2 separate regions of the Homo sapiens genome follow, and region 1 is linked to region 2. A link is an interaction called in ENCODE POLR2A ChIA-PET data of the cell type or tissue named here. Cell type or tissue: MCF 10A. All regions are shown on one strand. Links, peaks and the distances in the headings refer to the core of each region. The heading gives the core; the rest is flanking DNA. Region 1 overlaps LINC01170 (long intergenic non-protein coding RNA 1170). Region 2 overlaps LINC01170 (long intergenic non-protein coding RNA 1170).

Evidence for each region. ChIA-PET counts read pairs that join two places held together with the same protein. Peaks named below come from ENCODE experiments on the same cell type or tissue, not always from the same donor. Only the 100,000 strongest peaks of a DNase experiment are listed, where the experiment ranks them.
Region 1: POLR2A ChIA-PET joins it to region 2 with 6 read pairs; 3 of 35 experiments call an interaction of 5 or more read pairs at or near these places.

What each region holds. Positions count from the first base shown.
Region 1 is chr5:124,130,610-124,136,911 of GRCh38, reverse strand. All of the region lies in intron 4 of LINC01170 (long intergenic non-protein coding RNA 1170), which reads left to right. It overlaps LOC101927397 (a long non-coding RNA gene), which reads left to right. Exons shown (of 4, transcript XR_246575.3): 2 at 1,788-1,872; 3 at 2,412-2,488; 4 at 4,914-5,718. Among named protein-coding and RNA genes, the nearest start is that of LINC01170, 300 kb to the left of the region's middle. In MCF 10A, for the core only: no CTCF peak of the experiment used is centred there; a DNase peak (open chromatin) is centred at 3,891.
Region 2 is chr5:124,075,908-124,082,209 of GRCh38, reverse strand. The region is part of intron 4 of LINC01170 (long intergenic non-protein coding RNA 1170); the gene reads left to right. Among named protein-coding and RNA genes, the nearest start is that of LINC01170, 360 kb to the left of the region's middle. In MCF 10A, for the core only: no CTCF peak of the experiment used is centred there; no DNase peak of the experiment used is centred there.

The sequences.
Region 1 (6,302 bases), core at 2,860-5,359, 54 kb before region 2:
ACAGTTTTCCCTTCCAGACAACAATGCCTTGCCATAACCTTGACATGATGCACATTAATTTTACATTATGCCTGGTAGTCAGAGAGAAAATTAAAGCTGCAGATATTATCTCCCCCAAAAGGGCTGATAACCTTCTGGCACAGGGCTCAGACATGCCAAGACTGTGCCTATATCATCCATCTCTTACTGCTCTTTTAGCCAGAATGTCAGCACTTGGATTGAGAATCCCTGACATATTCATCTCAGTGGCTTCCATTTTAATGAACAGTTAGCTTGCCTTTGGTTAGAAAACATTTTAGTAAGATCAGTGCTATGAAATCTGATTCTAACCTAAACCCTATGACTTTTTTCTACACAATTCCATATATATCTAAACTTTATTTTAACCTAGGAAGCATGCAGTGTTAGGAACCTGAGAAATTGTAATACCTATATTTCTAAAACTAAGCCTAAATAAATCAGCTTCATGAAAAAGAAAAATTGAGCAGCCTGCACTTCATTCACCAGAAGTCAAAATGTCTGTAGTTAAAAATAAAGTAAAATAGACAATTTGGTCACTCAAATCTAAGCCCAGATATTTGCTGAAAAATAGTAACAGATACATGGTTGTGCTAGGGTTCTCTAGAGGGACAGAACTAATAGCATAGATAAATATATAAAGGGGAGTTTATTAAGTATTAACTCACGTGATCATAAGGTCTCACAATAAGCCAACTGCAAGCTGAGGGGCAAGGAGAGCCAGTCTGAGTCCCAAAACTGAAGAACTTGGAGTCCGATGTTTGGGGGCAGGAAGCATCCAGCATGGGAGAAAGATGTAGGCTGGGAGGCTAGGCCAGGCTAGTCTTTTCGCATTTTTCTGCCTGCTTTATATCCTGGCCATGCTGGTGGCTGATTAGATGGTGCCCACTCAGATTAATGGTGGGTCTGCCTTTCCCAGCCCACTGACTCAAACGTTAATCTCCTTCGGACCCTCACAGACACATCCAGGAACAATACTTTGCATCCTTCAATCCAATCAAGTTGCCACTCAGTATTAACTATCACAATGGTAAAGGGAAGAGTTAATATTTTATAAAAACTGACCCCAAATAATTAGCAGTTAAGAAGATTATAGTGTTATGCAGTTTTCCACCAATTATTCAGGTAGCAAAAGTTTCTTTGAATATCTGCTAGTCAAAGTTCCACGTGAGGTATCAAGGATTTCTGAATGGAATGCGGCTTTACATTAAGATCCTAATAATAATTTCTCAGAATAAAAGATAAGTTAAAAAATGTAGATATTATGAAAAACATGTTTACTCATTCTAGTTTTGAGTTAACATATTACAAGAGCATTCCTTTTGTCTAGGTTTTCTTGTGTGTTGAATCTATTATAGACCTATACTGAATTGTTTTATAATCTCTCCAGATTATATATAATTATTTATAATCTATCCACATTATCAACATGGCAAAAAGAAATTTGGAACAAGTTTGTGAGCTCTTAGCCTGGGAACAGACAAAACGGCTCCAGCAAGAGAAACAGAAATGGTCTTCTCCTCAAAATGCATTTATCCTGTGTTTAGTTCAAGAGCCACTTCATAAAATAGAATTATTTATTTTTTCATGAAATAGAGTTCCTCTTCTTTACTTTTTTATTTAAAACTGATGAAGTTGTTTGTATCTATACTGGATGTGCCAGATGGAAAGGTTTACTCATTAGAGGCAGCTGTTTTAGCAAATTACCTCACTACAGCATAATGACAGAGTTACAGCAGACTATTGAATAAAATTATTTCTCTTCCCAGTGAGATCATGAAAACTAGAAGTAATTTCAACGCGACTTTTTTTATTTACTTTGGAAATGGTTCAGTTGGACACATGAGTGATAAGGTGAGGTATTTTTATTCATATTTCATTCAATATTTATATACATCAGTGGAAATACAGGATATAAATTTACAATTTGATTTCTCTTTCAAGTAATGGATTCATTATCTATGTGGATGATCTCATTAGTTCCTTAAGTATGAATGATTCTACTGGGGAAGATTTTTCCTTTGACAATATCTCATTTCAAATATATGTATGCCTTAAACATGATCATAGATGTATCTTTCATGCTGAAGTTCACAATTACAGCATTACTCTTGAGATTCTTATGAGGAGGAGCTCTCCCATTCAAGGTTTCCTTGCTGAGCAAAATCTTCTTAGTTCCTCAGGTAAATGTTCCTTAATAGAATGCACTAAAGTCCTACTTTATACTGAATTTCCACTATTGCACATAGAATTTTAACAAGGAGGAATAAATATATGTATTCATATGTACATATTAGACATAACAATTTATAAAATGCTCATATATGTGTATATATTTCTATTCTCATTTTATTCTAATAGCCTTTAACAATTTTTTTTTCCCCATTTAACAGAGGTGGACATTTCAAGTTCAATTGTGTTTGATGACTCATTAGGTTAAAGAAGCTGTCAGGTGGTAAAGTCACCCCAGGTAATTTTCAACAATGGTCAATATCTAACTTTATCTAGAGACACCCAATTTAAACTATAATACCAAAAAACACCCACCAGAAGTATAGAGACACTTTTAAAAAATTAACAGATATGCACATTATTGCTATGAGAACTATGATAATTACATGTATAAATTTTCATGGTTATGGTCCCTTTTGTCTTCCATAACACCTTGGGGGGTGTCCATGACCATATTATAAAGTTTAGTGGAAGGGCTGACACCTGGGTGCCATAACTGAACAATTATGCCGGCCTGTATCATGCACAGCAGGCTTTATCCCCACAGCTGTATGTGCTGAACCTTGGATACAAGAATACTATTATTCAGGGCTCATTGTTATTCTCATAAGTTCAACAACTACTGTTGAAATAATTTAGACTCTAACTTTAGTTACTTTCTATGGTGACATTCAACTGAAGAAAATTTTACAAACCATATTTTATGTGAAAACAAGTTTTATGTGATCTCTCTGCATATATAGAAGCTTCCTTTTTAACATGTTTTTATCCACGTGATCTTACCTTCTGTAAGAATATATACATATACATACACATATATATGCTATGGATTGAATGTTTGTGTCACTTTAATAGTCACATGTTAAACCCCCAATCCCCAATGTGATGGTATTGGAAAATGGGGCTTTTGGGAGGTAATTAGACCATGAAGGTGAAACCATCATGATGGAATTAGTAGCCTTATAGGAAGAGACAATAGTAAGATTGCCTCCTCTCACTCTCTACCATACAAGGAAAGCAAGAAGTGGGCCCTTCCCGGGACCTAACCATGCTGGCACCCTGATCTCAGATTTCTAGCCTCCAGAACTGTGAGAAAAAGATGTTTTTTTTTGTTTAAGCCAACCAGTCTATCTGGTATTCTTGTTGTAGTAGCCTGAGCTAAGGCTCTGTACATACATATATTTTAAATATATATAGAGATAGTATATAAAATAGTATGTATATATTCTATTTCTCACAGTTCTATATTAATACATATAATATATACTAAAATATATTTTCTGAATATATATTCTGTTTCTTAATATATATGTATTCAGAAAATATATTAGTATATAATATATAATACATATAATATATAATAAATACCTAGTTTGTGTGTATATATCAAGGTAGCAGGGGGAGAGAGACAGAGACAGAGGGAGAAAGAGACAGCCTGCCAGAAGATCATTAGCTAAGGGTATTAAAGTTCTATTTTCCTTTGACATCTTAATGGACTTTAATCTTTTGGGCTTCCATCCAGAGAAATGAAGGGTATTCTCCAGAAAGTGTGGAAACCCTGCCACTGCAGGCTAATCAGGTGTGTTGACACATCAGTGAGGAGCTGGCTCACAACACCTGGAGAAGCAAGCCATGGAGGTGGAGCAGAATCAAATGAGCCTCCCACAAGGCACAAAGATTCTCAGCAAGTCAGGACATGTTACACATGGAAATTCCTACTCACCCAAGACAGATGCCTATTGCTGTGTCTCTCTCTTCCCATACTTTCACATTGTCTTGAAATATAAGCAAGATGTGAGAGCCCACAGTGCTATGGTAGGAGCCATCTGCAGTGCCATGGTCACCTGTGTCAGTGGTGGAACAAAGAGGGAAAGATGGCTTCCACATCCAGTGGTGACTTGAGTGGAAAAAGAAAAAAAAGAGCTCCTATGCCTGCTGGCAGATGCTACTGATGGGACTATGAGCAATTAGAGGAGGTTTCACATTTACTCACAACTTGGAATTTCTAAGCAAATTTTCACAACGCAAGGCAGCCGTACATTCTGTGTACCTAACACTTTGTGCTTTCTCATCTTGCTTGATCATTCAGGAAGCAGGTGGTCCATTCTTTTGGCTCTAAATATTTTGCATGTGAAGGGCATAGGTAGGTGCACCACTTTGGAGATTGTTAGCTGTGTCTGGTTCCGGGTGTCAGTTAGGCACAAATTAGTAAGGCTGGAGGGGTTAAGAGTTGCAGAGAAGTCTGACGTGATGGATAAGTTAAGGAAGAGTCCTAAGAGGCCAGAAGTGATAGAGCCCTAAAAACCAGAATGGGCTGGTCATGGCATGGCAGAAGCTGACTTATTTTTTATCTCATACAGAATGGGTGTCTACTAGTTCAGTCTGTGCTTATTTATTAACAAAATTATTCACAGCAATTCTCAGAGTCCTTCATCAAATTCAGTCTGCTCTTGAATATTCAGAAGAGATTCTTTCTGAATAATGCACAATAACTTTCTTTTTTTTTCCGAGAGGCTCCAATGTGTCCACGCTTCTTTTTTCCCCCTTATTTTAGTTTAATATAGGGTTTTCTCAGATTTTTTTCCTATAATAGTTTACTATTTTCCTAAATCTTTCCATTTTGTCATCAAATTCAACTATTTCTCACCTCATTCATCTTACAGGTTGTTAATAAATATACCAGAGAATAATGGTCCTGCTATTGATGGATCCCAAGGGAGAATTCCTATTAATCACTTCAATCTTAGGGTGAGCCATTTATTCTTACTCTTTGTATTTTCCCCATTAATGAATGATTCCCCTTTCCATGTGCAGTTTTAAGTATTCACACTGTAGTAGTTTATTTTTATTATCTTCTTAGCATTTCTCATGAAACAGAGATCCCATAATTGATGTGTATCTTGGACTCTGAAACTCTGCCTGTGTATAATGAAGGGATTGGCCTGGATGACCTCCTTCCTCTATCATTCTAGAATCTCTCTTTGTCCCAACTTGAAACCAAACAGGTGCCAGGGTCTGTCGCAGAGAAGAATAATTAGCACATCCATTAACATGGGCCCTGTTAACACATCCAGTGTTGACTCTAATTACTGGTAGATTTTAACTGAGCTCTGCTGTCTATAAGTGACTGTTAGCAAATGATAGTATATTTGATTTGACATACATCATACGTACTGAATAGTAAGCTTCAGTCAACTTTTACACAAGTACTCGTAAAGAAGCTGAAGATTTTAAGCTAACAGATTAAAAGTGGGAACAAATGATATAAGTGCAAGAGCATGAAATTAAAGCAATTATTGTTGTTTTTGATGCTTCAAAATGTGGGATTTATATGTAGTCCTTTACTTTTTATAGTGTTTATGAAAGTGGTTCAATGTGTCTTCTTTTAAGAGATCATATATCCTAGTATTAGTAACATGAATCTATAGGCTTGTCAAATATATATGTTAATAAAAAAATTTAAAACCACTTTTTCTGCATCAATTCCAGAAAGTATATGTACATTTCTGCCATCACACGAAATCCGATTGTTGCCAGATGGCACAATCGGGTTCCGTGTGATGGCAATGCCATGCGTCTCCCCTGCAGAGAGGCTGCTGCTTGCTGAGCCCTGGTGTGATAAGGGGCATAAATCACAAATCGTGTCACCCTGGCCAAGAAACAAGACATCTCTCAGTACTACCTCCCATAAGCAGATGCCACAGAGACTGCCAGATTCAAAGTCACTCTTGCCCTCTATCTGAAACAGCAACCCTTTGAAGAGAGCCCCTGGTCCCATGTGTGTTTGCAGCTCCCTATTTATAATCTGCAGGTTATTCTAGCAACTAACAATATCATTTTGGTAGTTACTAAGAGTAATAAAGCACCCTCTCTGTCGTGATCTGCCTATTTTATGACACTGGCTGGCTGGTGTCTCATAGTTTAATTACTTTAAGTCAATCATGTACATTGTTATGTTGATACTACTATTACTACCAATAAGAAGCCTCAAGTATTGAGGCCTATGGGCTAAGGCACCATACGTTATTTCAATATTCCTAACAACCTTACAA
Region 2 (6,302 bases), core at 1,854-4,353:
TAATGAAATACTTCACAGGGCTACGAAATAGCTAACTTAGATATTGCAATACATTGCTTATCACAGTGCCAAATAGTAAACACTCATAAATGTTATTTATTGTTATCCTTATTAATTATTTTGACTGGTCAATATAAGAGGCATGACTTTGAAAATGACCTTAAAGCTGAAGAACTGTGAAAAAAAATAATAAAAACTCTAGACAAGAAGTATTTTTCCTATATATTGTATAAATATTTTTGTTTATTTGTTGAAGACTGCCCACTAAAATGTTTCCTTCACTGCCACCAAAATTATACACTGTTCAATTAATATTTGTGCATCTACTCTGTTTATTAAGGAAGATCAGGCAGTTGCTTCACGCCTAATATAGAAAATAAAAAAGAGCATAGTTTCCATCATTTAGGAGCACAGAGACATGGAAAGAAATTGTTTGAGTAGTATGATAATTGCCCCAATTTGACACAAACAGGTGTTAAACACAGGAAGACAAGTGCTTAATTCTGCAAAGGGAAGTAAAGAGAACCTTCTAAGGGAAGTGATATTTAAGCTGAATATTGAGGTTTGATAAGCAGACAAGAAGAAAGGGCCATCTCTGGAAGATAAAATATCACAAAGGTGAAAATAAAAGAAAGAAGGGTGCCTTCAAAAGCTGCAGTCAATTTAACATAGCTAGAGAGTCAGGTGGGAAAGGAGGAAGGCAAACTAGAAAGGTGAGTAAGGACAGTCTGTGTGATGCTCAGAGCTTTCAGCTCTGTCTTGTAGGCAATGCAGAGCCAATGAAGGACTTGAGCAGAGCAGAGACCAATGAGTACTGAATTTTGGAGAGAGCATCCAGGCCACTGGGTAAAGTGTGCATTGGGAAGAAGAGCTAAAGGAAGCAAGGAGACTAGCAAGAGAGTTCAGGTAAGGGTTGTTGAAGAGATTCTAATTGAAAGCCACAGTGGTGGGAAAAGAAAAGAAGTGGTAATTTGAGATAAATTCAGAGATATAACTGCCAGGACTTAGTCATTCTTAAGATATGATATCGCAAGAAAATAGTCAAATACAGTTGCCTCTATCATTGGGTACATGTACGGCAGACTTGCTTGAGTAATCCATTAGGGTGTGGGTAAAATATTATAATTTTATTCAAAAATTATTTTTATCTTATTCATTTTTAACTTTAATTTTTATGCTTTATAATATATAAAGTAAAAGTAATATACGTGAATAATCCATATAGATATGTCTGTGTATTGGGACTATACATTCCACTTTTTTTACTAATAAAGATGCACAATTAAAGAGGCTTGGAGATCACTGCCTTATTAAAACCTCTGTGTTTGGACAAGTTAAAATATGGTGATATTAAAGGCAACATTTTTCCAAATATCATTCTAAAAGATATAGCAATATATTTTAAAAGTGTTACTGTGCACTCCCTCAAAAGCTTATAGTCTAAAATAGAGATCTCTAACTTCTCACTGCCTTACTCATCTTACTAATATAAACAGTAAGAAGGGCAGACAGACCCCCTTCTACTTTGTCCACAGCCTGGCTCAACTCTTTATTTTTATAAATGTCAACTTGAACTAAATCAAACTTGATTTCTGATTGCTTTTTTCCCCTTGCTCAACATTTCTGATAGACAAATGTGCTATGCATTTGGACACAAGCACAAAGAACTAAACCAAAGTACACACTGAATGTATAAACTATCAGTTTATATACACATTAGCTAGTGGAGTGGGAGAGAGAAACAAGCCTTGACAATGTCCACAGAATGACTCAGGAAGGTAGGGTAAATAGTACTGCCAGGATTAAAGTTGGTAAGTTCAAAAGGAAAGGAGGATATTACTGAGGAAGGCTCAGAGGGAGATGGGTCTTTGATAGTCTGCTCATGGGATTCTGAAGAAAGAAGGGATTGGCTGAGGTTTCCAGAAGATGAAATGTGTAATTTAGGTCTGATATCTCCACCCCTCACCTCCATATTCTTCTTTGCTTTACCCCTTCAAGTACTAGTGAAGTCTTTTGACTTTTTGCTTTGAAACAATAATCTGAATTTTTGACATATGCCATTTTTAAAAGATATGTACTATAGACTGTTCATCCCCTGGGAATTGCTGGGCTCTGCTTGCTCATGAAAGTAATAATAAAATATATAAACATATACAACAAAGAAAAGCTCTAAATAGAACAAAAAAAAAAAAAAACTGTGTGGCACTGCCAGAAAATAAATAAAGAAGCACTTTCAACTAGATAGGATGTAAACTAGGTCCTAGTTTAGGACCATAAGGAGAGGGTTAATGAAATAGTCAACAGTTGACTGAATATAGCAGTGCAAAGAAAAGGAACTTTGTCTAAATGACTACACATATGAAAATCTAGATAATGAGGAAAATGCATCAAAAGACCAGAAATGTACATTGTGTATACCCATTCTAGAAACTTTTTCAAGAAGTATGTGTCAGAGTGAAAGGATCCAGTTTCATCAACCTTCTTTCTCAGTGGATACCCGCCCTGGATGAAACTGTCTGAGCTACTATGACAAGTAGCAAGAGCTGCTGAATGGATTCAATGTAAGGACAGTTCAAGCAGCTCTTTACCAAATTAACCAATATGAGGATGTCAGAAGTAGATGACCCCATTTATGTATAAGTAGACACTACATTTATGTTCTTAATACTCAGAGAAATGAGATTGTCAGAGAGTTAAAAGAGAAGAAATGCTAAAAGATTAAGATCCTTTTACTTTTTGGAGTGATGCATGGCTTTTGAGGACTCAGCAATAGACACTCAATACACTACTTGGTAAATTTTATCCTTCACTTGTATCTGCATCTGGGGAAACAAAAAAGAAGGAAAAAAATCTTGTTTTAAAAATGTCATTAAGTATACACAGTATTGAGAAAGAAGCATGCAATGTAGCTCTTTATCTTTTGGAAAAGGAAGCAACAGAGGGTAATTTGAGAATTTGGAAATCACATCCCATGGGAGACAACCAAAATGTTTTCAAAACTTCAGCAAGGGAAACATAAATACCTAAGAAGTGCTTTGCTGGTTTATATAGTCTTATAATAAGTGCTGAAGTTGTTAATATTGCCAAGATCTGAGGAGCTACAAAAACATGAGCTTAAAGTGGATGGGACTAAATTTTTTTTCAATCATTAATACTGAGCTATTTTTTCTAAAGATATAAACAAATAAACAATCCTCGCGTCTCCTTTGATGCTTCTAAGGAAAGGCTTCAAGACACTATGTCTTGGAGTGACGTCAGCAAGATGGCTGACTAGAGATAGCTGGCATTCTAGCTGACTAGAGATAGCTGGTCTGCAAGCAAGGACCAAGACAACAAATAAACAGCTAAGATTTGACAGGAGAGTCAATGGGAGAGTACTGAAGTGGAGAGGCACCTGAGGTGATTGGAAGTTCAGGAGGGCAGAATGGAAGCACCCAGCATCTGCAGCCCCATCAACCCCATCCAAATATGATCAGCCTAGAGTCAGGAAGGACTCCCCATTGCAAGGAAAACATAAGCAGAAAATTTTCACCGACCCCCATTGCCACTTCAAACACCCACAATTTTTACAACAGGAGAATCCCACAGTCCTCAGAATCCCTGAGTTGAATTTGGAGAGCTGTCAGGACTTCATGCGATTGCCTTGTTCCAAATTAGGAGCACATGGTGTGTACTCCCTACCCCACCCCCACACCCTGTGAGCCAAGCAGCTGAAACCTGGTTCCATCTTGAGACCAGAGCCACCTCTGGAGTGTGCCCTACTCTGAAGCCAGTAGCCACTGCACCTCTCCAGCACTGGGGTACCAACTTTGTCATGCCAAGCCCACATGGGTGGCTGAATGCCATAACCCCAGCTATGTGGAACTTGGGCCAAGGATCAGCTATGACTCTGGTCCTGCAAAGCAGAGAAAACAATCCTCACCACTGCACTTCTAGCTGGAGGAATGGTCTGCCATTACCATCAGCCCTTAAGCTGGTCAACTTACCTTACCTTACCTATAAAGATGCACAGACTGAAAGTAAGGGGATGAAAAAAGATATTCCATGTAAATAGAAATCATAAGCAAACAGGAGTAACTATATTTATATCAGACAAAACAGACTTCAAGTTAAAAGCTTTAAAAAGAGACAAAGGGCCGGGCGCGGTGGCTCACGCCTGTAATCCCAGCACTTTGGGAGGCCGAGGCGGGTGGATCACGAGGTCAGGAGATCGAGACCATCCCGGCTAAAACGGTGAAACCCCGTCTCTACTAAAAATACAAAAAATTAGCCGGGCGTAGTGGCGGGCGCCTGTACTCCCAGCTACTTGGGAGGCTGAGGCAGGAGAATGGCGTGAACCCGGGAGGCGGAGCTTGCAGTGAGCCGTAGATCCCGCCACTGCACTCCAGCCTGGGCGACAGAGCGAGACTCCGTCTCAGAAAAAAAAAAAAAAAAAAGACAAAGAAAAACATTATATAATAATAAAAGAATCACTTCAACAAGAAAATATAATAACTGTAAATTCAGATGCACCCAATACCAGATATATATCCAGATATATAAAGCAAACATCAAATCCAAAGGGAAAAATAGATCCCAATACAATAATAGTTGGGGACTTAAATTCCCCACTTTCAGCACTAGACAGATCATCTAGGTGGATAATCAACAAAGAAATATTGAATTTAAACTGCACCATAGAGAAAATGGACATTTATAAAACATATCACCCAACAGCTGCAGAATACACATTCTTTTTACTAGGACATGGAATATTCTCAATGACTGACCATAAGTTAGAATACAAAACAATTCTTAAAACTTTTTTTTAAATAAAAATCATTTCAAGCATATTATCTAACCACAGTGGAATAAAACTAGACATTACAAATGAGAAGACAATTTGAAACTATACAAATACATGGAAATTAAACAACATGCTCCTGAACAACCAAAGGATGAAGGAAGAAATTAAGGGTGAAACAGAAAAATTTCTTGAAACAAATGCAAATAGAAACACAACATACCAAACACTATGGAACACAGGAAAATCAGTATTAAGAGGCAAATTTATAGTAATAAATGCCTACATCAAAGACTAGAAAGATGTCATATAAATAAGCTAACAATGCATCTCAAAGAACTAAAAAATCAAGAAGAAAGCAAACCCAAAATTAGTAGAAGGAAAGAAATAATAAAAATCAGAGCAGAAATAAACAAAATTAAGATAATACAAAAGATCAAGGAAACAATAGGCTAGTTTATAAAAAAGACAAAGGGAAATAACAAACCATTATCTGGACTAACTAAAAAAGAAAGAGAGAAGATCCAAAGAAGTAAAATCAGAAATAAGAAAAGAGATGTCACAACAGATACCATGGAAACACAAAGGATCATTAGAGACTACTGGGAACAATTATATGTCAAATAAATTTGAAATGGATAAATTTCTGGACACATACAACCTACTAAGATTGAATCAAGAAGAAGAAACAGAAAACTAGAATACACCAATCAGTAATAATAAGTCTTCCAACCAAGAAAAGTCCATAAACAAATGGCGTCACCACCGAATTCTATCAAAACCTTACAGAGTAATTAATATCAATTCTTCTCAAGCCATCCTAAAAAATTGAAGGAGAGGGCACTCTTTGCAACTCATTTTATGAGGCCAGTATAAACCCTGACACCAAAATCAGACAACTGCACAACAAAAATAGAAAACTATAGGACAACATGCCTGATTAACATAGACGAAAAATAATCAACAAAAGACTAGCAAACTGAATCCAACAACACATCAAAGAGATAATATAACATGATCAAGTGAGATTTATTCCAGGAATGAAAGGATGGTTCTACACATACAAATCAACAAACGTTATGCCTACATTAATAAAATAAAGGAAAAGAACAATATGTTCCTCTCAATAGATAAAGAAAAAGCGTTTGATATAATTTAACATCTCTTCATGATAAAAACTTAAAAATTAGGTATAAAAGTGAAGTGCCTCAACATAATAAAGGCTATATATGACAAACACATAGCTAACATCAAAAGTCTAAAAGCTATTTCTCTAAGAACTGGAACAACACAAGGATGCTCACTCTCACCTCTGTAATTCAATATAGTTCTGGAAGTTCCAGCCAGAACAATTAGGCAAGAGAGGGAAATAAAGGGCATCCAAATAAGAAAGAAGGAAGTCAAATTTTGCAGATAATAATATCTTATACACAGGTCTTATATATAGAAAACCCCAAAGACTCTACCAAAAAACTCTGAGAATTGATGAATACATTCAGTAAAGTTGCAGGATACAAAA